Regions from separate parts of the Homo sapiens genome. Here regions 2 and 3 are each linked to region 1. The links are chromatin loops, found by intact Hi-C in ENCODE. Cell type or tissue: endothelial cell of umbilical vein. All regions are shown on one strand.

Region 1 (8,000 bases):
GGGGGTGGAGTGGGAAGATGTAATAACCCAGTCTTCACCTGTTTGACTGAGCTATGTGCCAGGCTCTGTGCCAGGTGCAGGACTACAAAGACGAGGATGACGTGGGCCTGCCCATGACACAAAGAACAGTTTGGTGAGGAGACAGATATCTCAAAAGACTATCACAAAACAACCCAGAAGTGCTATAAACAATATTCTCAGCATTTTACAGAACACTGATGAGTAGCCCAAAGCCATCTGGGTGGGAAACCGGGCTTCCTGAGGAAAGTGATATCGGAGCCACGTCAAAGAATAAGTAGAACTTAGCCATGAGGAGAAGAGGGGAGTAGGAATCATCACAGAATACCCCAAATTTATAACAGAAACTAACCTTTACCAAGTGCCCCTGCACCAAGATTTTGCCTATGTAATCTCATTGACCTCACACAACCACCTTATAGAGTACATACGGTCAACTTCATTCTTCTGATTAGGAAAAGCAAGCAGGAAAAGGTTAACTTGACAAGGTGCCACAGCTATGCAAAATGGTGGTGACACAATGCACCCTAATCTGAGTAACTCTCAGACCAACACAATTTCTATTGTACCTACGACCTTCATAGAACCACACTCTTGTGATAAAGGTCACAAGAAGCTCTTTGTGCATTTAATCAAGTATGCAATGTGCCTAGATGTTCCTTGTTGTCCTCAAACACAATGTATCCTTTTCCTCATTTTGGCCACCAAAAGATTCACAAAGGGAACAGAAATCAAGATTGTCATCCCCTCCTCTCAGTATCTCCCCATCAGAGTAACCCTAACTCACCGCTTCTCAACCGTCCTGTTATCTGAGTGCCACGTTCCCAGCAGCTTTTGCTGGCAAGGACAGCTAAGCCCTCCATCTGCTGCACTGCCCTGAGGCCTCATCTTGTGCTGAGAGGAGGGGCCCCAGCGGGCTTCTCCCCAGCAGGTGCACACGCACTCTGGCACCCTGGCACTGGGCCATGCAACCTTTCCCCAGCTGCCTTTCCCTACCAAAGGCGAAGCATGCAGACTTCAGGCTCATCAGAGAACGGAAACACCTTCTGGGGCTCTGGACACAAGGCACCCTCAAACAAACATCACCCAGGAAACTGATACAGAAAACAGAGCTGGAACCTCCCCCTCACCCTTCGGTACAAGAAAAGCATTGAGCAAGAGATGGGATAGCAGTTTTACAAGCGAGGAAGTATGAGGCTAATCTGTTCCCAAACAAAGCACCAAAGAGAAGATATCTGAAGGACGTACAGTCTAAAGTTTCAGCAGAGGATGGGAGACTGGGCACGTCCTAATATTTCGACAGATGTGTCTTAGTTTAAGGATAGCGCACATAAAAACTTTCCTTTTACCAAATTTATCTTTGGTAAACTAATTTCCCAGTCGGTGCCCTTGGAGAAATCTGTGTTAACTATTTGATAGTTCCCAATAAGAAAGGATACCTGGGCAAACATATGGTCCATGATATCCAAAGGAAATCTGAACCGCTTTTCTGCTATTGAGCAACATAAACCAGGCTGAAATTACTAAAATGGGGAGCAGCATGGTTACTACTAAGACCCGGGCTTTTGAAGACAGTGGAAAAAACCCAGACATTAAACCTAATCTCCAGTCCCATAATTGCTATTTTAACATTAACGGAACCTCCAGACATCAAGCACAGTGCAAACGTCCCAAGCAGTGAGCATTTCACGATTTCAACGCCAATGACCTGATCTCAGATGCACATTGGTGCAGTTGAGTCTGGTCACAGTCATAGAGCATCATGTTACTTCCAAAGCTTTCAACTCTGAAATTCTCATTTTGGGCCTCACTTCCCGCCACACCATTCCCCCTGCCTCGAGTGGCCTCACAACCCAGATCTGGCTCTCACCAAGGCCCCCAGCCGACAACTCGCTGCAGGTCACCCCTGTCTTCCCACCCAAACTAGGTCCTCAGGGCTATCAGGCCTAGGGTTGTCCTGTCTAATACAGCAGCCACTAGCCACACATGACTATGTAAACTTAAATCAATGAGAAGTAAACATATGCCAATGCTCATAGCAGCATTATCCACAACAGCCAAAAGGTGAAAGCCACCCATGTGTCCTCTGACAGATGAGTGGATAAACAGAGTGTAGTCCATCCATACACTGGAATATTATACAGCCTTAAAAAGGAAGGAAATTCTGACGCATGCTATGACATGGATGAAACTTGTGCTAAGCCAGACGCAAAAGGACAAATACCATATGATCCCACATATAAAAGGTCCCTAGAGTGTCAAAATCATAGAGAGAGAAAGTAGAACGTTGGTTGCTGGGGCTGTGGGGAGGGAAGAATAGGGAGTTTGTGTTTAATGGGGCAGTTTTCTGTTTGGTATGATGAAAAAGTTCTGCAGATGGATCGTGGTGAGGATTGCACAATGTAATGAATATTTAATGCTGTTGAACAGTGTACTTAGAAATGGTTATGATGGTAAATTCTGTTTTATGTATTTTACCACAATAAAAAAAATTGGGGGGCGGGGGGCAGTAGAGAGAGGAAACCTATCTGTAAGAGCACATTTTTCAATATGCCCAAACAAGAATATCAGGACCTTTTAATTGCTAATGCACGTAGATCACTCAAGACCACAGATGGCTCAAAGGTAAAAACCAAGATCCCTTTGGATCCCTCCCTGCCCGATGCATTGTGCTTTGCTCACAGTAAAAGCACTCAGTGATACTGGCTACATGGCAACAAGTACCAAATGATTACATGAGAGGTCTTTGGTAACTCTGAAAGGAAATTAGTGGATTGACCTTACAGTAATTGCTTCAAGACTTAAAAAGAAGGATTGGTAACTTAACGGCCTGGAAATCTTTCTTGGCGCATTCAAAACAAGAGAAAGCCTTTTGTAAACGCTTTGCACCTGTCTCACCACTGAAAGAGGGATTAAAGCCACTGCCTTGGTGCGAGAGGAGAAAATGTCTCTATGATAAAAGTCAAATTAGCAATATTTGACCTCCGGGTAATTTCACTCTGCAGCCCAGCTCCCCTTCTGCTGAGGTTAAAGGCACAACAGTGGCCAGGAGACAGCCCAATTTAAGAGTAACATGCGTCTAGTCTTATCAGAATTCACTGTTTTGATTTTATAGCAAAGTCAATGAGGCCCTTGGATTCTGTGGAAATTACCTCATAATTATTACCTGTGCAAGACAAATGTAACTTATTTAACTTTACAGGGCATTGCCAGTAAGACATGAATACTACATGATAAAAGTGCTCAATTTTGGCCAGGCACAATGGCTCACTCCTGTAATCCCAGCACTTTCGGAGGCCAAGGCAGGCAGATCACAAGGTCAAGAGATCGAGACCATGCTGGCCCACATGGTGAAACCTCATCTCTACTAAAAAATACAAAAATTAGCTGGGCATCGTGGTGCATGCCTGTAGTCCCAGCTACTCCGGAGGCTGACGCAGAAGAATCGCTTGAACCCGGGAGGTGGAGGTTGCAGTGAGCCGAGATCACGCCACTGCATTCCAGCCTGGTGACAGAGCAAGACTCCATCTAAAAAAAAAAAAAAATGCTCAATTCTGATGCTGGGGCAAACAAGAATTATCCAAGACACTTAAAATTGGACAGCTTTTTGTAATGGCCCAATAATAACGACTGTAATGCAGCAGCTTGTAAGGTACTTTAAAAAACAGAAAGGATATGTACTGAGGTTATCACAGGACAGAAGACTGCCTATGCCTGCTCACTTCAAATGGCCAGAGTTCATTTGAAACACAGCACAACCGTGTGCTTCTAGTGTTAAAATTCATGTGCCGCAGCCCACATTAGTGGATTCAGGCTGATCGATTTCAAACCATTCTGATGGCAAAGGGTGAATCATTTGAAAATGTCTTGGGAATATGATACAGAACCAAAAATGCTCATTCCCTACCTCTAGTTTCACCAATCCTCATACCAGCACTATCTATTGAAGGATTTGTTAAATGTCACTCTGTTCCTCGTATGCACACTAATTCCATTTTAAAAACTCACTCTATACACTCTTTTCAGAGTAATCAAGTAGAGAGGTAGTCCTACAGACTCAACTTTAAAGACTAGGATGTTTATACCCAGACAAGTAAAATATAAAGGGCACTGTCCTTTAACATTAATTTTGACAAGACATCAGAGCCAGATTTGATCATTTGGATATAATTAAAGAGTGCAAGGTTATTTTCACAAAACCAGAAAGACTTCTCTGATAGAATTCATCATCGCATCTTTAGAAGTTTGTGCTGACTCTCACATCAGGGGGGCTGCGTGTTTACAAACACACCCGAAGACTTTCACGATCAGGTATGCAGGGGAGACCTCAGGCCAGTGTGCCCAGGAGGTAGAATTCAGACACATTTCCAGTTAAAACTCTGGAGGCAAAAAAGTTTATTCCTCTGCACACTCGCAAGCCTGGCTGCAAGCCACACACACTCTTCACCTCCATTTCCTTCCCTCTATAAACAGAACCACATCTGTGCACGATGATTTCGTTTCCTTACAGGGGACTGGAAGCTTCCTCTCTGTCTCTCAAATAATGACAAAAATAACATTACTCAGGCATGCACAGCAGGCAAAGCCTTCTTGACAATTAGGATTTCAGAGCTTCTTTTTAGGGGAAAAGGGAGTAAGAATTCAAGTGGGATGGCTTCTGGAAGCCTGGGTCTGCACAGATCCCAAGCTGTGAAAAGACAGAAGCCCATGTGTCTGGCCTCTTTAAAAAAAAAGAGTAATATAAAAAGAATAATAAAAGTACTTACTGTTGACCGGATGCTCACCAAGCTCTGTTCTAAGCACTTTAACATGAACCAGCTTTTAAAATAATTCCACTTACACAAGCTACCTCAAGTTGTGAAATTCAAAGAAGCAGGGAGTGGAATAGTGGTTGCCAGGAGCTGGAGGGAGGAGAAACAGGGAGGAGTTGTTCAGAGGGTACATTGTTTCCATCCCGCAAATGAAAAGAGTCCTGGAGATGCTGGACAACTGCAGCTGACAATGCCTACACTCAGAGAGGGGGGAAGAGGGGAGATCTCATGTGGGACTTTTTTTAACCAGAATTTGTAAAATGCTGTAACAATATCCTATTAAGGGAGGTACCAACATCCGTCCCCAGTAAACACTGGCAGCCAAGAATCAAACCAAGGGACTGACAGATAACCCCAATCCTGAGTCTACTTTAGTGAAAAACGAGAAAAGGAAAATACTCAACACTGTATTTTTTTTTTAAATTAGGGTATTAAGAACTGTTGAATTAGGCACTTAAATGGGTGTTTGGTATGTGAATCATATCTCTATAAACCTTTTTTTAAAAAAAAGTCCACAATAGCTAAGAACAGGTGCATCTTATTATATATAAGCCACACTGAAATACGATGAGCACGAAAACAAATGTACACAGAAAGCACATAAAGAACCCTATACGAATAATACGTGGCCACTAAATAACAACTGTATGTCAATGAGTAAAAAATCATCACTTAAATGATGAAAGAAATTCAGATGACAGGAGCCTCACAAACCCAGTTTTCTGAAGACATTATTTATACTCATTAGGATGCCTGCACAGATGTTGCTGTTGATATGAAACAGACATTGTAGACACAGTGAAAGGGAGAAAAATGGCTGTCCACCATTTTTCACCTCCACATCTCTCTGGCTAGTCTTTAGTGGGATCAGACAGCAAAGCAGGAAAAGACAATTTGATACAACACCGACCCGACCTGCAGGCTCCTGGGCAACCCTTCTCCTCGCCTGCCTCCCTCCCTTGCTCCCGCATGGTTCTGGGTTCCTCCCTCGGAGCTCAGCACTGCCCAAGCACTGGGCACGGCAAGCCGGTGCTTCACTGTCACCACCCCTACCAGCTCCTGAGCTCCTGGAGCAAGGTCTCTCCAGGGTGCAAGCATCCCTGGCTCTGCAGAGCCTTCATGGCACCTATGGGAGCCCCATTTAACCACAGCCCAAGGAAGTCCACCAGCTGCTTCCCCTTTCGAAGGAGCCCGGAGCAGCACACCCAGCAGAGGTAGTGTCCTGGTCTCCATTTCTCGTAACTTGATCATGCTGGCCTGGTAAGCTAGCATCCCTGACCTCCACATTTTCAAAACACTGCACGAATACCCACCATCACTGTGCCTTTCTTTACTTGGGGTCTGCTGTCTGCGATAGGTCCCTCTTTGCCTTGGAAATTGTCCTGCCTTCACTTCTCCACAAAGAAAAGGCTGGGAATGTCTCAGGAGCATTTGAAAACTGCATTTAAGTTTCTCTTTCATGGAGGGTTTTCACTCAGAAGGAAACCAAAACTTCCCCAAAGGTAAAATATTTTCCTAAGTTATCTCCCTACCATCAGAACACTTCTTTGAACTGCAGCATTATGTTTATGGAATTTTGTGTAGCCACAAGTAAGGACTAGAAGAAACGTTTTGAAAAAGTGGGGAGGGGGAGGAAGGAAGAGAATGTATGATGAAATTGGAGAGTAGAGAAAAGCAGGCCGAAGGGTGCGGAAAGCAAGCATTCACGCACATCTTCAACAGACAGCTGTGCTAGGAGTTCGCGCTCGTCTATGGGCTGAATTATGGGCTGTTCACACCTGATGCTGCTTTCAACTCCCTTCCTTTTACCTCTTACCCTCACAGTTTTTGTTTATAACAACTTTACTGAGATATAATTCACATACCATGAAATTCACTCTTTCAAAATGTACAATTCAGTGGTTTTTAATACATTCAGAATTTTGCAACCGCTGTCTAATTCCAGAACACTTTCATCACTTCCAGAAGAAACCCTGTGCTGGCTAGCAGTCACCCCACACTGCCCGTCCCCAGCCCTGGCAAGCAGGAACCCACTTTCTGCCTCTATGGATTTTCCTGTTCTGGACATTAGGCATATTACATCCCTACTCCCAACTCATATGCTGAAGCCTTAAGCCCCAGGACCTCAGAATGTGACTGTTCATTTGGAGTTAGGGCCATTCAAGAGGTAACTAAGGTAAAATGAGGTCATTAGGACGGGCCCTAATCCAACAGGACTAGAGATGAGGGGACACAGACACACACAGAGGGATGACCTTGTTAGGACCCAGGGAGAAGACAGTATCTACAAGCCCAGGAGAGAGGCCTAGGGAGGAACCAACCCTGCTGACCCCTCGATCTGGGACTTAGAACCTCCAGGACTGTGGGAGAATTACGGGCTGCTGTTACAGCCGCCCGGCACGTGGTGCTGCGTTAGGGCAGCCCAGGAGACTAAGGCAAGCCCGCGGGCCCAGTGCCAGGCCCGTGGGAGGCGTGGGAATGCTAAGCAAAAGGATTCCCTCTCCAATTCCTGGAGAGAGAGCACAAGGAGTGAGGCTCATGGGCTTGCCCCCTAACCGCTACGTCCCAACCCTTTGTCCCTTATTAAGAGTGTTTAATGTGTTTGGATAGAATTCCTCTAGGGTAAAAATGCTTCACCCCCAATGTTAAGATATAGAATTGTAATTTTACCCTCCCTCACCCCTCCCTTACAAATCAGTTAACGCTCAGATGTCCAGGGTGGGGCAGAAATCTGTTAATTGACATAAAAGAAATGCAGCCTTCGCTTCCTGGGGCAGGGGCTCCCAGTGCAGGCTTGGACAGAGATCCACATGCAGACTAAATGTCCACCCAAAGCTCCAGAAGCATGTGCGCAGCTCAGGAGGCCACTGCACGAACCTTTCAGCATGGCCAGATCTACTTCTCCTCCCCTCCCACCCCACAGACAGCACTGATTTTAAAAGACGTGCTCTTGCGCCCCAGTGTGGTGGCTCACACCTGTAATCCCAGCACTTTGGGAGGCCAAGGAGGGTGTGGATCATTTAAGGTCAGGAATTCGAGACCAGCCTGGCCAACATGGCGAAACCCCACCTCTACTAAAAATACAAAAATTAGCCGGGTGGTAGTGGTGCGCGCCCATAATCCCAGCTACTAGGGGGACTGAGGCAGGAGAATCACTTGAACCCAGGAGGT
Region 2 (8,000 bases), 130 kb before region 1:
AGGGGAATGCAATGGGAGAAGAGAGTGCAATGCTTTTACCCTGCATTCCACTGCAAGGCAATCCAAAGCCAATCAGCCCATCCCCCAAGGGAGTCTCATCTCTCAGTGTGGGGTAGAAATATTTCCATACCTTCTAGGTGGCTGACAGCATGCTTCTCTAATCCAAAAGTGCAAAGAGCTGAGTATCCTTCCATAACTCCATTAGCCATCCCTTAAAGTATATTTCCTACCTAGTTATTACACACACAGGCTAAAAGCTCTTCTTCCTGCAAAGTAATTTCTGATACCTCCCAAAGTCAAAATACATCAGGTAACACGGAACAGAGCCTTAGATTTTGAGAGGGATCTAGCCTCCTTCAATTCCTGGGGTTCCATGAGGAAAACGTAGGTTTTTCTCAAAACAGGGTATGTGGCACCTCCTGTGTTTTTCCCAAGGAGTCCCGGGCTGTCAGAAATTACTTTAGGTCCTCTCATGTGGGCATCAAGAGTGGCAAGAAAACAGACTGGGGAAATAATTCAGCTGACTAAGAAGAAAAACAAAGAAAAATTTTTCTTAAACAAGATCCAAGAAGCGAAAAAGCACCAAGGCCTTTTATATATATATATATATATATATATATATATATATATATATATATATATAGCTTGAATATCAGTTTTTAATTAAGTTGATTTTAACCAGGAATGAGCAAAGACAGCCAGCCTGTGAAGCTAGAGACAAGATGGAGTCAGCCATGTCAGATTTCTCTCACTGTCATAATTTCTTCCGTTACAATATTTGCAAAGGCAGTTTCAGTAACACCCTTTTCCGGGTTAACTAACTTACTCACCAGGAGCCAAGCCAAAAAAGAAAAATCAAATGGAAAGTCTGCTACTCTCAATTATTTTATTATCTGCCAGAGAATGCTTTTGGCAGACTTTCTCCTTCCTCAAGGGAAAAAATACCTGCAAAATTTTAATAATAACAAGGACTGCATTTTGCTTGCCGTGAACGTCTATTTGAGTTCTGCAGGTAAGGGAATCAAAATGAAGCCCAAGGAGAACACAAGATGAAGGGCAAAGAAATCAGAATGCCATTAAAACTCCATTTCCCAAGAAAAACCAGTTGGAAGGAAAAAAAAATCCTACAACTAAAGGATATGAATCAGTGCTTCTTAACTGACATTGATTTTACCCACCAGGGGACATTTGACAAATGTCTTCCCACTCTCTCTCCATTGTAATAGAGAGTGGGCAAATGTTAGGGATGCTGCTGAACATCCTATAGTATTCAGGACAGTCCCCCCAAGATGAAGAACAATCCAGCCGCCATTGTCAATAGTGCCAAGGCCAAGAAACCCTGATCTCAATGAATGGGCTGAAAATGTTGAGTTAATGCATTATATGTTGTGGCCATTCACAACATCTTCAGAAGTTAAGACCCTCAAATCTGCCCACTTCTCTCAGGCTGAACACATAAATCTAACAGAATCCTCCACACTGAAGGTTCTAAGTGGATATTGTAAAAGCATTCTAAGACTCACTGGTAAATGAGCAGGGAAGAAGCCATGCACCGACTTTTTCCCCCAGTAAAAATGCAGCCCACCCAGAAACGACAGTCCCCAGTCTGCAAACATTCAAGCAATGTCCGTATGACAAATGCTGTTTGCTTCCAGCTGATTCTTCTGTTTCCAACGGCCCCACAGTGTCTGTGTGGCCATCCATTTCTCAGTTAATAGGGCTGCCACTCGAATCCATTACACAAGAGAGTACCCCCACCCAGCCCTAGGCCTGCAATATGGCTAATGACCTGCGAAATATAATAAAAATGTCTTGGCTGCCTTTGCATTATGGACCACCATCTATCACACACACAAAGCTTTGCAGACAATAGAAACATTGAATTACATTTTTGGTATAGTCTTTTTTACAATTAAATAATTCTGCAATTACTATGGACTCAGGGGAAACTGCAAAACTAGTGAAGTGCTGTGCACCTTTCATCCTGTCTCCTCCCATCTAGGCATCTTACACTACTGTCAAAGAGGATCAACACCACTAAGTAGGAGGCAGGACGGAAATGCTCACTGGAACACAAACTATCGTCATCCTTTCTGCACTGCATTCACTGGTTGTGTACGTATAATCTATGCAGTTTGATCCTACGTGTAGATCTGTGGAACTGTGTCTCTGGTCAAGGTACCAAACTCTTCATTCAACACAAAAGAACTCTCCTATAACCTTCCTTTGTACGCACGTGCTCCCATCCCTACTCCAGATCTGTAGCAGCCACTGATCTGGTGTCCACCTGTATATTTTCAGCACTTTAAGCAGGTCCTATAAATGGAATCATATAGTCTGCAATCTTCTTCCTTTTTTTTTTTTTTTTTTTTGAGACAGAATCTCGCTCTGTCGCCCAGGCTGGAGTGCAGCTGTGCAATTTCGGCTCACAGCAACCTCCACCTCCTGGGTTCCAGCGTTTCTCCTGCCTCAGCCTCCAGAGTAGCTGGGACTACTGGCATGTGCCACCACGCCTGGCTAATTTTTTTGTATTTTTAGTAGAGATGGGGTTTCACCATATTGGCCAGGCTGGTCTCAAACTCCTGATCTCAAGTGATCTGCCCACCTAGGCTTCCTAAAGTGCCGGGATTACAGGCATGAGCCACCGCACCTGGCCCAGTCTGCAATCTTCTGACGTGGCCTGTTCTACTCGGCACATTTCTCTGGGGGTTCCTCCAGCTTGCTGTGCCTACCCACAACTCCTTCCTTTTCACAGCTGAGTGGTGCTCCACGGCACAGGCATGCCACAGCTTGCTTCAACTACGCCCACTGATGGACACTGGCCATATGTCCAGAATATTGCTATTATAAATAAGCCACTGTTTTCTGTTTTTTAAATAACTGGATTTTGTCAGACACCAATGTAGCTTACAAATGATACTAGCTGTGCCAGGGATTTGCCCCAAACACTTATATGGGACTATGAAAAAGCCCTTATCATGTAATATTAGTAATATTAATATTACTGTGAATACAGGTGGTTCTCTCTTCCCTTTGAGACTAATTTTCTAAACTCTGAAAAACAATCTACACATGGAACTTCTCACCTATAATACCATGACCTCCCCCTAAAATCGTGGTAAAATATATATAACATAAAATATATCATGCTAACCATTTTTAAAAAAAATTTTTAAGAGACAGGGTCTCACTCTTTTGTCCAGGCTGGAATGCAATGGTGTGATCATAACTCACTGCAGCCTTCACCTCCCAGCCTCAAGTGATCCCCCCACCTCAGCCTTCTGAATAGCTGGGACTGCAGGTGTGAGCCCATGCCTGGCTAATTTTTGAAAATTTTTTTTGTTATTGAGACAGGGTCTTGCTACGTTGTCCAAGCTTGTCTTAAACTCCTGGCCTCCAGTGATCCTCCCACCTTGGCCTCCATCTTAACCATTTTTAAGTGCACAGTTCAGTGGCATTAGGTGCATTCACACTACTGTGCAACCATCACCATCAACCATCCCCAGAACGTTATTCATTTTGCAAAATGGAAACTGTACCCATTAAATAGCAACTCCACGTCCCCTGCTTCTCCCCATCCCCCAGCAACCACCCTTCCACTGCCTGTCTTTTTGGATTAGACTCCTCGAGGTATCCCTTCTAAGTGGAATCCTACAGTATTTGCCTTTTGTGGCTGGCTAATTTCACTTGGCATAGTGTCTTCAAGTGTCATCCGTGCTGGAGCCTGTGTCAGAATTTCCTTCCTTTTCAAAGCTGAGTCATGATATTCCACTGTATGGATGGACACGTTCTGTTGATGGAATTTCCTCTGTCAATGGACATCTGGGTTGCTTCCGCTGAGGTGTTCTAAAGGACACTGTACTGCTCCCCTAAAGTGTGAGGTCAGTCTTGGAAGGAGGGGGCATGTCTTTCTGTTCAGCTCTCTCAAGCCACTGTCCTCACAACAGCAGCTCACAGATGCAACAGGAGGAGATCAGCCCAGCACACAGCCTGGCCTCCACTCCGGCAAAAACTTGAGGATGATGAATCCCACTCGACTGACAGCACCCTGTTCAGAGGCCTAGGATATGAAGGGCATTGGAACACAGGGAAGCCTCAGGGAAGTGCTTCTTTCACGGACAGACTGAAGCTCCCAGGACCCCTCTTGAATCCAGACTGGTTGGCTTTGAACAGTGTTCTCTTCTACAGGGCATGAGCTACAACCCATCCCTCAGCATCAGGCCCCCACAAGACACCTGGTGCTTTTTCAGAGGGGATCTCACTTCACCCTCAGTCTTATGTTTCTGTAGAAAGTGTTGAAGAACAGGGAACCTTCCCCTCCGCTCCACCTCACTCTAACCGAGACCCACGCCAGCTTACCCGCTGTGAACTTGCTGGGTCATCTGCCAGGTACTCTTTTTGGACAGTATAACCTCGCTGCGTGTTGGTGGGCGCTCAGCACAGCCTTTTATCTCTGTGCTTGGGTTTGTTGTGGAAAGAGGAGGCCGCTGAGGTCTCACTCACTCTTCCATGCACTCCTCTGAGGCTAACTCACCTGAATGGCATCGCCACCAGAGAGAAGCACTGCAGGTGAAGTGTGTCACCCAGCAAGACTCTTTCTTTTTTTTTCAGACAGGGTCTCACTCTGTCACCCACTCTGGAGTGCAATAGCACAATTATGGCTCACTGCAGCCTTGACCTCCCAGGCTCAGGCAGTCCTCCCGCCTCAGCCTCCTGAGTAGTTGGGACTACAGGCATGAACCACCACACCCGGCTAATTTTTGTATTTATTGCCCAGGTTGGTCTTGAACTCCTGGGCTCAAAGCAATCCACCCACCTCAACCTCCCAAAGTGCTGGGATTATAGGCGTGGGCCTCCACACTGGGTAGAAATCTTTCTTATTAATGATTTTCTTGGCATGGAAGCTTCACGAAATGAATGACAAATGTCACTAAGTTATATTCACAACCCTGAAAGTCTGGGCATGTGGATGTACTACTTCACTATTATCTTACTCTGTTCGGGCTGCTCTACCAAAATACATAGAGTAGGTGGCTTATAAACAACATGTGTGTTTCACAGTTCTGGAGGCTGGGAGTCCACGATCAACATGTGGCAGATTGGGTGTCTGGTGAGAACCCGCTTCCCGATTCATAGATGGTGCCTTCTCACCGTGTTCCCACATGGTAGAAGGGGCAAAGGAGCTCTCCTCATGACTTCATCACCTCCTAAAGGCCCCACCCCCAAATACCATCCCCTTGGGGGTTAGGATTTCAACATAGGAATTCGGGGGAACAGAAACATTGGGACCATAGCAACTATCCTCCTTATGAGCAAGGATGACATATAACACAGAGCCATATATACGTTATGTAAATAAAAGAAGCATGCCTACTTCTACCCAGCTAGTCAGGTGTGCAGAAATGGGCTCTTTAGGAAAACAAGAGTGCCCAGAGTGTAGATGCTCACTTTTGATAACTAGTGATACTCTCACTCTGAATAACCCATGTTTGGTGACGTTAATGGAGGCAAGAAAAATGTATAATAAATTGGCCTCTCAGCTACGAATCAGGGCAAATCAGAACATAAGTTCCACTGAATAAGGAGATTTCAACCATCCTCTAGGGTCTTTAAATCTTTAGAGCTAAGCCAGAAGTTCCTCACTCTGGGAATTCAGCGTGTGTGAGAAGTGGATTTTTACCATTTATTATGGTGACAAGCTCCTTTTAGTAGCTACAGTGTTTAAAATTACTGCCGTCATGGACACGGAACTTGGTAACATCCCTGTGCCGGACACAACGTTAGTGAAATTCCATTTCTACTTGTGTTTCTTTTTCTTCAGTACTGTCGCCACCACCATCATCACATGGTTTTTATTAACTTGTCTGCCTGTTCCTGGTGGTGTGTGGACGTCAGTCACAAAGCTCCAGGTAGGGAAATACTTCGCTGGGTTTTCGATGACTTTGATACCATGGGTATGTGGGCAAATGCACAGAGAGCTTTCGTGGCCGCCACAGGGCCCAGCCTGCGGAATCCTGCTATCTGGAAGCCTGGCCTTTGCCTTGCCCAGATGCCTGGGCTTATCCACCGGAGGGCTGATGAGGCTGTATAGAGTTTTCTATTTTTAAGCAGAAGGTTAGACCAACGGCACTGCTTAAGGAGGGGAAGGTATGCAAACAAGGACGCTCTGTCATTCAGCCGACCTGGGCTACATTCATGTCGGCCCATGGAAACTGTGACCCTGACAGGTTCATGAAATTAGTCCAGAAGGCTAGCTGCAAATCCTCAAAGGAAGAATCACACTTCATGAGCGTCCTGCAGATATATACGCCAGAGCTAACGTCCCTTTACATACTTTCCAGTATGCCTTGTGCGACAGGCAGAGGAGTTCTGTGACTCAACTCACGTCTATAAAACCAGTCATGTTTACGACGTGTCCTGCCTCTGCCTTAGATGGAAAAGAATGCACTGGTTTCTGGTAAAGTGAAACCTACACTTGTCACACGACCCAGCAACCCCACTCCAAGATATTTACCCAAGAGAAATGAAAACCTGCGTTCATACAAATGACCTGTATGAAAATCTTTTTTGTAGCTTTATGTTGGAATCACCAAAACCTGGAAAGAACGCAAATGTCCCTCCACAAGAGGATGCATAAACAAATCGCAGAAACAGCATTCAAAATGGAACACCACTTAGCTATTCAAGAATGAATGGCTGGTGCACACAACAGCATGCATGAATCTCAAATGCATAAGGTTGAGTGAAAGACGTCACACTCTCAGGACCACACAATATGTGATGCCATCTCTATGCCATTCTTGCAAGGGCAAAACTCTAGGGACAGAGCAGTGGTGGTTGCCGGGGCAGGGTGGGGGTGGAAGAGGAGCTGAGTACAAAGGGATACAAGGCAATTTTGAGGGTGACAGAACTGTCCTGTGTGTTGACTATGCTCAAGCCAGCTCCGCGCATTCCTTCCTTCTTTCCTCTTCAGACAGTATCTTCTACTTCTTTAAAAAATATTTTTGGCCAGGTAACGCAGTGGCTCATGCCTGTAATGCCAGCACTTTATGAGGCCGGGGGGGAGGATCTCTTGAACCCAGGAGTTTGAGACCAGATTGGGCAACACAGTGAGACCCTGTCTCTACAAATAAAATAAAACAGAAAATAAGAAATTAGCTGGGCATAATTTCTTGTGGCACAAGCCTATAGTCCCAGCTGCTTGGGCGACTGAGGTGGGACGATCAATTGAGCTTGGGAGGTAGAGGCTGCAGTGAGCCGTGATCGTGCCACTGCACTCCAGCCTGGGCAACAGAGTGAGACCCTCAGCATGAGTGAGTCTCAAAAAACAAAATTTTTCATAGTACCTCCCTTTCCCCTGAATGTATCACCCGATTATCTTGCAGGCAGCTCTTTCTCAGTTAAATTCAGTTTGAATCTGTGGTTCTGTCCCCCTGTATTCCTCATACCGTTTTGCAAGTTCCTGTGAATTATTTAATTTATGCCAAAAATGTGGGTCTGGGAGAACATGTTTTCTTTATAGTTTGGATTTTGGGATGAAGTCCCAGAGGAAATAATATGTTTACAGGGACTCACTTGCCAAATTTTCTCTCTTTCCATACTAAGTGGAAAATGGACTTCCACTTCCCTGGCTGTATTCAGAAATATGCGGGGGCACACAACTCACGACTCCCCCAGCATTTGGGGGAGCTGCTCACTACAGCAGGTGCAGGCTGTGCACATTTCTAGGGGCTCGCTCCCTTGCTTCTCTCCTCCTGGGATGGTAACACGAGCTCACGGGAAAGGCACATGGCCACCATGTGATTCTTAAAAACTGCCCAGATAGCACAAGTGACCAGGCAATGGATCCCGTAAGACAGAGGCCAATGGACTCACACACTGTATTAGTCCATTATCATGCTGCTAATACAGACATACCTGAGACTGGGTAATTTACAAAGGAAAGAGGTTTAATGGACTCACAGTTCCACATGGCTGGGGAGGCCTCACAATCATGGCAG
Region 3 (8,000 bases), 75 kb before region 1:
CATCAACACATCCGGCTAATTTTTTTTGTAGAGATGGGGTCTTGCTGTGTTGCCCAGGCTGGTCTCAAATGCCTGGCCTCAAGCAATCCTCCTGACTCAGCCTCCCAAAGTGCTGAGATTACAGATGTGAGCCACCACATTCAGCCTCTTGATATACCCAAAGTGGGAGCTTGGAAAGAGTTAGGATGAGGTCATCACATTTGAAGACGGTTCAACATTAAGCCTTACAAATCATCAGATTGACTCACTTGAGTGTTTGGAATGTCTGGTCTTGGGTTTAGGTTGGAATTTTATCATTAACTGTGAGCCTGTAATTTCAAACTCTCCTTCCTTTGTTACATGACAACTGTGGTCTAGATCTGCACAACCCAACAGAAATCTAAGGCAAGCCTTATGTATAATTTTAAATTAGTTTTCTTTTTCTTTTCTTTTTTTTTTTTTTTTTTGAGATGGAGTCTCACTCTGTCGCCCAGGCTGGAGTGCAGTGGCGCAATCTCAGCTCACTGCAACCTCCGCCTCCCGGTTTCAAGCTATTCTCCTGCCTCAGCCTCCCAAGTAGCTGGGACTACAAGCATGCCCCACCATGCCCGGCTAATTTTTGTATTTTTAGTAGAGACAGGGTTTCACCACGTTGGCCAGGCTGGTCTTGAACTGCTGACCTCAGGTGATCCGCCCGCCAAGGCCTGCCAAAGTGCTGGGATTACAGGTGTGAGCCACCGCGCCCAGCCTTAAATTAATTTTCATGATAGATTTTGATTTACTCAGTGTATCCAAAATAGTATCATTTCAACTTGTATTCTATTTAAAAAATTACTGAGATCTTTTACGTTCCTTTTTCCTACTAAATTTCCTAAATCATCACAGTGTATGTATTTTACATTTGTACTATATCTCAATTCACAAGTTAAATTTTCATTGGAAATACATGACTGGTATTATAGGTAACAAAATAGACCCTGGAAAATATAGATGCACACACCCACATGGTTCCCAACATTCCAGTAACCAAGGAAGTGTTGATTTTTAAATTTAAATTAATTAAAAGGAAATGAAATGGTAAGGGGTCTGTTTCTCAGTGATAGGAGTCACACCATTGGTGGGACGGGAGAGTGCTGGGCAGCTTGGCCACCAAGGAGAGTCTGCAGCAGCGGAAATTCTCCTATTGGAGTCTGCAGGGTGGAGGGATAACAGGGACTTTTTAGGCCACACGATTCCTCTTTAAGTAGTCCACATGCACATTTTCAAGTTATTGACCCATAGCATTTTTTTCTGGACTACTTCCAAACAGATTAATAACCACAAACTATCCTAGTTTAAAACTCCTAGAAACAGTGTAACTTTCAGCTTAAAAATTATTTTTCACATTATGACTTGATTTTCTTTTTTTTTTTTGGTAATAATTTGTACATTTATTTTTTTAAGGAGAGTTAATCTTTGAAAATGTAAAAAGGTAGTTCTAAGGTCACAGAGTTGATAATACAGTTTTTTTTTTAACTGTTATATACCAGATATTTTACTTATTTTTTGAAAAATACAATTATCTACAATGCTCTTTAATTCAGTTTTTAAAATTTTTTGTATATTCTTAAAATTTTTGCGGTTACATAGTAAGTGTATATATTTATGGAGTACATGAGATGTTTTGATACAGGCATGCAATGTGAAATAAGTGGATCGTAGGGAATAGGGTATCCATCTCCCATGACTTGATTTTCATAATTTCAGACAGACATTGGAACTTGGGATCTCAGACATCACTGACCAAAGAACACACTGGATTTTGCAGACTTTGTACAAAAAAGAAAGAACATAAAATATCTTGCGGATAATTTTTAAAATAGGAATCGCTTGTAGAAATGATGCCATTTTGGATACGTTGGGTTAAATAAAATATATTATGGCATTATTATATATTAAAATAGGTATTACAATAATAATTTAATACACAGTAAAAAAGATGTTGTAATATAAATTTTACCTGCTTCTTTGTACTCTTTTCCTGTGGCTGCTAGAAAAGTATAAATTCCATGTATGGCTCTCAATCTGCTGCTACTGGATAGAGCAAATCTAGCTGGCTTCCACAGTGCCCGCAGGCTCTACAATTTGTGGACTGTAGCTGGCAAGATGAAGAGGCATATGGAGGCTTTCAGTTTTTTAGGCCACATGATTCTTCCTGTAATTGTATCTGCCGACAAATTTTTAATTATATGCCCATAACATCTTTTCTTCCCCCCTCCCCGACCAGTGTGAAACAGATTAAAAATCACAAGTTGTTCTCGCTGAAGACTAGCCTTCTCTAGGAAACAAAAAGCGATTTTCTGTGTTTGAAGTTATTCTTAACAGTGAATTACTGTAGGTTCTGTGAGACACCTGACCAAGGTCCAGGCGAATGTTTGCGGGCTTCAGAACGCCCAGGCGATCGAAAGGCAGCTTGTGTCACTAGCCAACGCTCTGCCTTACAATTTGGTGCCCTCTGTATCTCTCCATTTTGGGGCCGCTGACCTGGCAGGCTGCACGGAGGGTTACAAACTCACAGGGCTCCCCACAGAGCATCCAGGCAAGGATCCTGCCTGGCTGAGGTTCCCTCACATATAAAATGGGGATGGCCGTGCCAACACCTGTGCCACCCCCTCCCTAACAGACTGCCCCGAAAGACACAGGCAATGGTGCCACTGATGGGCTTTGTGGGCAACAGCACAGCGCCACTCAAATCCCAGAGTGCTGCTAATTAAGACCAGGTGACCCCAAACAAAATGCCTGAGCCAGGATTAGTCTTAGTCACTGCTGTTATTATTGTTATACTAAATCCCCTTTTAGACATGACTTCCTGACCCTTACATTTTCAGCTGTCACTTTAAGATTTAATTAAGTCCTGCCCCTTACAAGCATTGGGGAATCAGCACTGGGGAATCCCCGCCTACAGATGCTTGGGCAAACAGCACTGGGTGACTGCATGCGTCTAATCAATGATGGCAAATCGAACACTCGACTGCCCTTGTTTTAGCAAGTGGAATATCATGGCCACGTTAAGTTCTGTTTGGAACTAATTAAGAACCACCCATAAGAAAGGTGGGCATCAAGGAGAAACCATTATTTTATAGGATGCAAATGATGCTGAATGAAGACAGAGTGTTTTGCTTGTATGTTTATTTTGGTGGGAGAATATCCGTTCTGTTTGTCCACAGCTTAAAGTGGCAGTGTGTGGGCACACACATGCCTGGTGACACTGAGTTCAGACTGAAAGTCATCCACCTGGAGCCACCTTCTGAAAGAAACTTGGCAGCATGAACGGCTGCTTCTCCATTCACAGTTTCCATACACACTGCATACTGTAGCATGAAGAGGACTCCTAGTCTGTAGGAGCAAAGTATTGAGAGAAAATGGAATCTTGAGCCCTGAAAGGAACCCAGTGTTAGAGAAATATGGCCATTTCTCCGAGGATTTGCTCAGTCTATTGAATTTGGCAGGAAATGATTCATTCAAGGCTTGGCTCAACTCCTACCTAGTCAATACACTTTTGAGGAAAAACATACAAACATCATTAAGAAGCTAAATCTGTTGTGCTGTAAAACGACAGATGCTCCGACCCAAAATTATCATAGCATTTGTTTTTAGCAATCTATCAATAATTTCTGAATCTTTTCCCTCTCCTTTCATTTGTTTTCATTTCAAAGTTTGAGAAGCTTTCTTTAAAGGGAAAAAGAAAAACAGAAATCATGCTTAAAATGAAGACTACAAAAGAAAGAACTGGAGTTGACATTAGGTAAGCTTTCTACCTGGGATGCCCTAAAGCAGTCAAAGGAGATGCAGAAGCAGCAAAAGAATGGGAATTTGAAAAAGGACTTCACAGAAATATAGAAAATGATCCTGTCCTCATCCTGTGTGTATCATAAGACAGTTCAGTGCTTCAAAGACAGCACAGAGCTTGCCACATAATAGATACTCAATTAATTCATGTGAAAAATACAACAGATGTCACACACAGACACACATTCACATATATCCTTGGGAAACACTGAACTTTGGCTAATGACAAGTAGAAACAAATTAGTAAGCTTGCCAATTTATAATAACATTAAAAAATAATCCGTTATTGGCTAACATAAGAATCTGTGCTTTTCCTACAACTGTCATTCTATAAAAAGTCTTTTGATCAGCACACCAGGAAACAGGAGAGGAGCAGCCTCCGCATGCTCTTGTAACACCCCAACACGTCAGCAGTCCCAACTGCAGTACACAACCAGGGCCCTTCAGGAGAGAGTGGTACAGTCAACAACAGAAGTGCCCTGGTAGGCCCCACCTAGGAAAATCAATCTGCTAGCTTCTTCTTGCTTTCTGGACTTAGCTCTTGTTTCATATGCAGCTCTGACATGAAGATGCATGGTTTGGCTCAGGCCAGGAGGCTAATGGACCAGCAAACATCAGACATGGCCCCTTCAGCTGAAACTCCAACACTGCAATCCTTAAAATAACTGGGATTCAAGAGAAACTCAGAAAGTGCAATATTGGAAAGAACCTGAGATAACACCTTTCAAAGAGGCTTAGGTCTAATACATGGAAAAAGAAATGCAAATAGCTGACAAATGTGATCAAATATTCCACCTCGTTAGGAATTAAAGAAATGCAAGGGGAAAAATAAAGATGTCACGCATTCCTGGCTCAGCTGACCATGTTCACATGAAGTGTTGGAGAGGCCTGTGCCCCAGCCCCTCCACTTACCCCCGTCCCTCCTCACTGCCACGCAACCCGCACAGCCTCTCAGGAAAGCAATATGGTAATCGGTCTCAAGAGCCCTCCAGTTCTATTTCCAGCAATTTATCCTAAAGGAAAATGGAAGCAATTGAAATCTCCAGCAACACATGTGATATAAATGATGGAACATGTACTTCATGAAAGAGATGCATACAAACATTTTCAATCGATGTTGCTGGATGATCAAATGCTTCCTGGAGAAGGTCAAGTGGAAGGGGCATACTACAAAGCTCAGAATACAGCAGGACACACACACACACACACACACCCCTACCTGGAAGAAAACACACCAAAATGCTGGGGCAACACACACACACACACACACACACACACACACACACACCTGGAAGAAAACACACCACCAAAATGCTGGGGCAAAACTTCTAGGGGTGGGTTTATAGATGTTTTTCTTTTCATGCTTACTTTTATTTTTAAAAACTGCTTACAGCATATTAATTTTTATAATTGGAAAAGAATTATGAAAACCCTGGCAAGCAAAGAATAATTACTAATACTTCCTCCGGTGGGTATTCATCAGATTACACGATAGCTGTTTACCTACTGACTTTTCTTCTAAGAACGTTTAAGACGGTTTTCCTTATGCAGTGTGATGTGTTGAGGAAGTTCTTTTCTCCCCTAGGTATATACTGACCAACCCCCGCCCAGTCACCTTTTTGTATTTTTATGACGCTAAAGTTTAGAAACACAACATTAAATATTTATGGCTGATATCTGCTGCTTCTAAAAATACTCAAGAGGAGAAACTCTCTTCCCAAGGCCTCCACTTAACCTGGCTGAACTGACCAAGGCGGGCAGCTGCTCCCTGAGCTTCCCCTGGGATCTCCCACCTCAGCTGCCTACCTGGGTCTGAAACACCCAAACTGCTGACTGCTTCAAACTCGCTTATGTCAGTTGGCCTTGTTATTGCATTTACGAAAAGTAATTGAATATTATATAAAATGGTGAACTAGGAGTACCCCCAAATTATTTTTTCGACAAAAACCACTTTGACTGCTTTTTTAGAGACTTAACCAAGACAGATTGCCTCAAGGGATTTGGGAAAAGAAAATAAAATCCTAGATAGATTCTATACCGAGATGGTTTCATAAATCTCTTTCAATTCCCACTCCGCTTCAAAGAGACAAACATTGTAGAGGCTGCACCATCCGGAATGGGGGAAGCTGACTCCAAACTAGGAATAAAGGATCCCTGTCCCAAGAAAAATCCTACTCCTTCTATCAAGAGATGGGTGAATGGATCTGCACTGATATATTTTAACATAAAACCGAAATAAACAACCTCCAGGAAGAGATGCTTAACACCCCTCCTCCACCCGAGTGGGGATTTTGAAAGAATACTACATGGAAAGGGAAAAACATTAATCGCAACCCAACACCCATGACCTAAACCCAGTGGTCAAGGTCAACAGCAACAGTGGTGAGTCAGGTTGACAGTACCTACCCTTGATATGATGTGGTGAGAAGGGCGCTTCACCTCTGGGGTCTCGTTCCTCAAAACCTACCACCCCAGTCCAATCATGTGAAAACCACTGAACAAGCCCAAATTGAAAAACATTCTCGGCCAGGCACATGGCTCATGCCTGTAATCCTAGCACTTTGGGAGCCCAAGGCGGGAGGATCAGTTAGTTTGAGAACAGCTTGGGAAACACAGTGACACCCTGTCTCTACAAAAATTGGAAAAAAAAAAAAAAAAAATTCCAGGCATGGTGATATGCACCTGTGGGAGGCTGAGGTGGGAGGATTGCTTAAGCCCAGGAGGTTGAGGCTGTAGTGAGCTATGATCACACCACTGCACTCCAGCCTGGGTGACAGAGTGAAGACTTCATCTCAAATAAATAAATAAATAAATCAACTTAAAAAAATAAAAGGAACAAAGAAAAAAAAAGAAAAAAGAAAAGCCATCCTCTTTCATGTTCTACTTCTATTTTCAGCTATTTTCTCCCTTGGGAAATTTTGGTTGCCCATCTCAGCTGGACTTGGAAAGCAGGGAAGGTGAGAACTCTCCAGGGAAGAATTAAAGCAAGAAGTGGGAGTGCCATCCAAGCCTCAGGTCTCAGGGCCAGGGCCACAAGCTGTGAAGACAGAAACACACTGGTACCATCAAGCTTCATGCCAAAGCAACTGGCAAGGGTGAGAGCGGCAACTCCAATGCTAGAACTCAGACACGTACCTGGAGGCTTTGGACCCTGGGGGCCCCAGTGGGCTCTGCCTTGTTTCCAGGCGATGCAAGTGCCAGGGTGAGGCGGTGCCAGCACCAGCACTGCCTCATCCCACTGGACTTCTTTCTGCCTTGTCTAGAAAATGTAAGGGCTACAAGCAAATCTCAAAGATTCTCTCCCAATTCTAAAATCTTAGGAATCTGCGAAATGTCCGATAAGTCAGGCCGAGTGTCCAGAACTGGCACTCACGAGGCTCATTTGTTCAAACCTCACAGGCCTCAAATCCCTGTTGAGAAAATCGTTTGCCCTTAGGACTGTGCTCTGTGTTTATGGCCCTGACTTCAGGGCCCAGGGCCTGGCACACACAGGTATTCAATAAACATCTGCCCAATGAACGAGTGGACAGACGATCTTGGTGCTGTGAGAGCCAAGAGCAACAAAGGGGCTGAAATCCTGAGTAAAAGGGAAAACTCTGTAAACTTTGTGAATGTTTGGAGAAAACATTCTTGATAATTTTTGAAGCTAACTTTGCACAGAAGACTGTAGTAGGTTATTCAACTGTTTTGTTCTTTTGAAAGGGAAAGGCCAACATTTCCTATATGTCTTGAGGCAGAAGGAACATAGAGAGACAGCAGCAGTTCTGAAGTTAACTGGAAGATTAACGCAAATTTATAGTGCAGGTGGGAGCTGAGGACGCTCGTCCATTAGGGGCTCAGGAACTGTTTGCATTTGATTGCAGGGAAAACTGTTTTTCTGTTCAAAAATGCAATTAAGAGCAAAAAAATTGGTATGTGATTCATTCTTTTTTTATTATTTATTTTTGGGACACGGTCTTGCTCTGTCACCTAGGCTGGAGTGCAGTGATGCCATCATGGCTCACTGCAGCCTCTACCTCCTGGGCTCAAGTGATCCTCCACCTCAGCCTCCCGAGTTCCAGCAACTACAGCCATGCGCCACCACACCTGGCTAATTTTTTAATGTTTTTGTACAGACAGAGTCTCACTGTGTCACCCAGGCTGCAGTAACACTACTTTCTAATGAACTGACTGCTAAGCTGTTGACAGTCTCC

Evidence for each region. Hi-C counts contacts between places; a loop is a spot of excess contacts. Peaks named below come from ENCODE experiments on the same cell type or tissue, not always from the same donor. Only the 100,000 strongest peaks of a DNase experiment are listed, where the experiment ranks them.
Region 2: it touches region 1 in a loop (10-fold over the local background); 5 of 110 quality-filtered maps call a loop at or near these places.
Region 3: a loop joins it to region 1, with 8 times the contacts of the local background. A loop is called at or near these places in 2 of 110 quality-filtered maps.

The regions. Positions count from the first base shown.
Region 1 is chrX:9,531,819-9,539,818 of GRCh38, reverse strand. All of the region lies in intron 2 of TBL1X (transducin beta like 1 X-linked), which reads right to left. Among named protein-coding and RNA genes, the nearest start is that of TBL1X, 71 kb to the right of the region's middle. RefSeq lists an enhancer at 6,722-7,291. In endothelial cell of umbilical vein, no CTCF peak of the experiment used is centred here; a DNase peak (open chromatin) is centred at 4,548; H3K27ac peaks cover 2,309 bases.
Region 2 is chrX:9,658,133-9,666,132 of GRCh38, reverse strand. The region is part of intron 5 of TBL1X (transducin beta like 1 X-linked); the gene reads right to left. Among named protein-coding and RNA genes, the nearest start is that of GPR143, 100 kb to the left of the region's middle. RefSeq lists an enhancer at 3,310-4,509. In endothelial cell of umbilical vein, no CTCF peak of the experiment used is centred here; DNase peaks (open chromatin) are centred at 862 and 3,792; H3K27ac peaks cover 2,889 bases.
Region 3 is chrX:9,606,432-9,614,431 of GRCh38, reverse strand. All of the region lies in intron 2 of TBL1X (transducin beta like 1 X-linked), which reads right to left. Among named protein-coding and RNA genes, the nearest start is that of TBL1X, 150 kb to the right of the region's middle. In endothelial cell of umbilical vein, no CTCF peak of the experiment used is centred here; a DNase peak (open chromatin) is centred at 3,431; H3K27ac peaks cover 1,525 bases.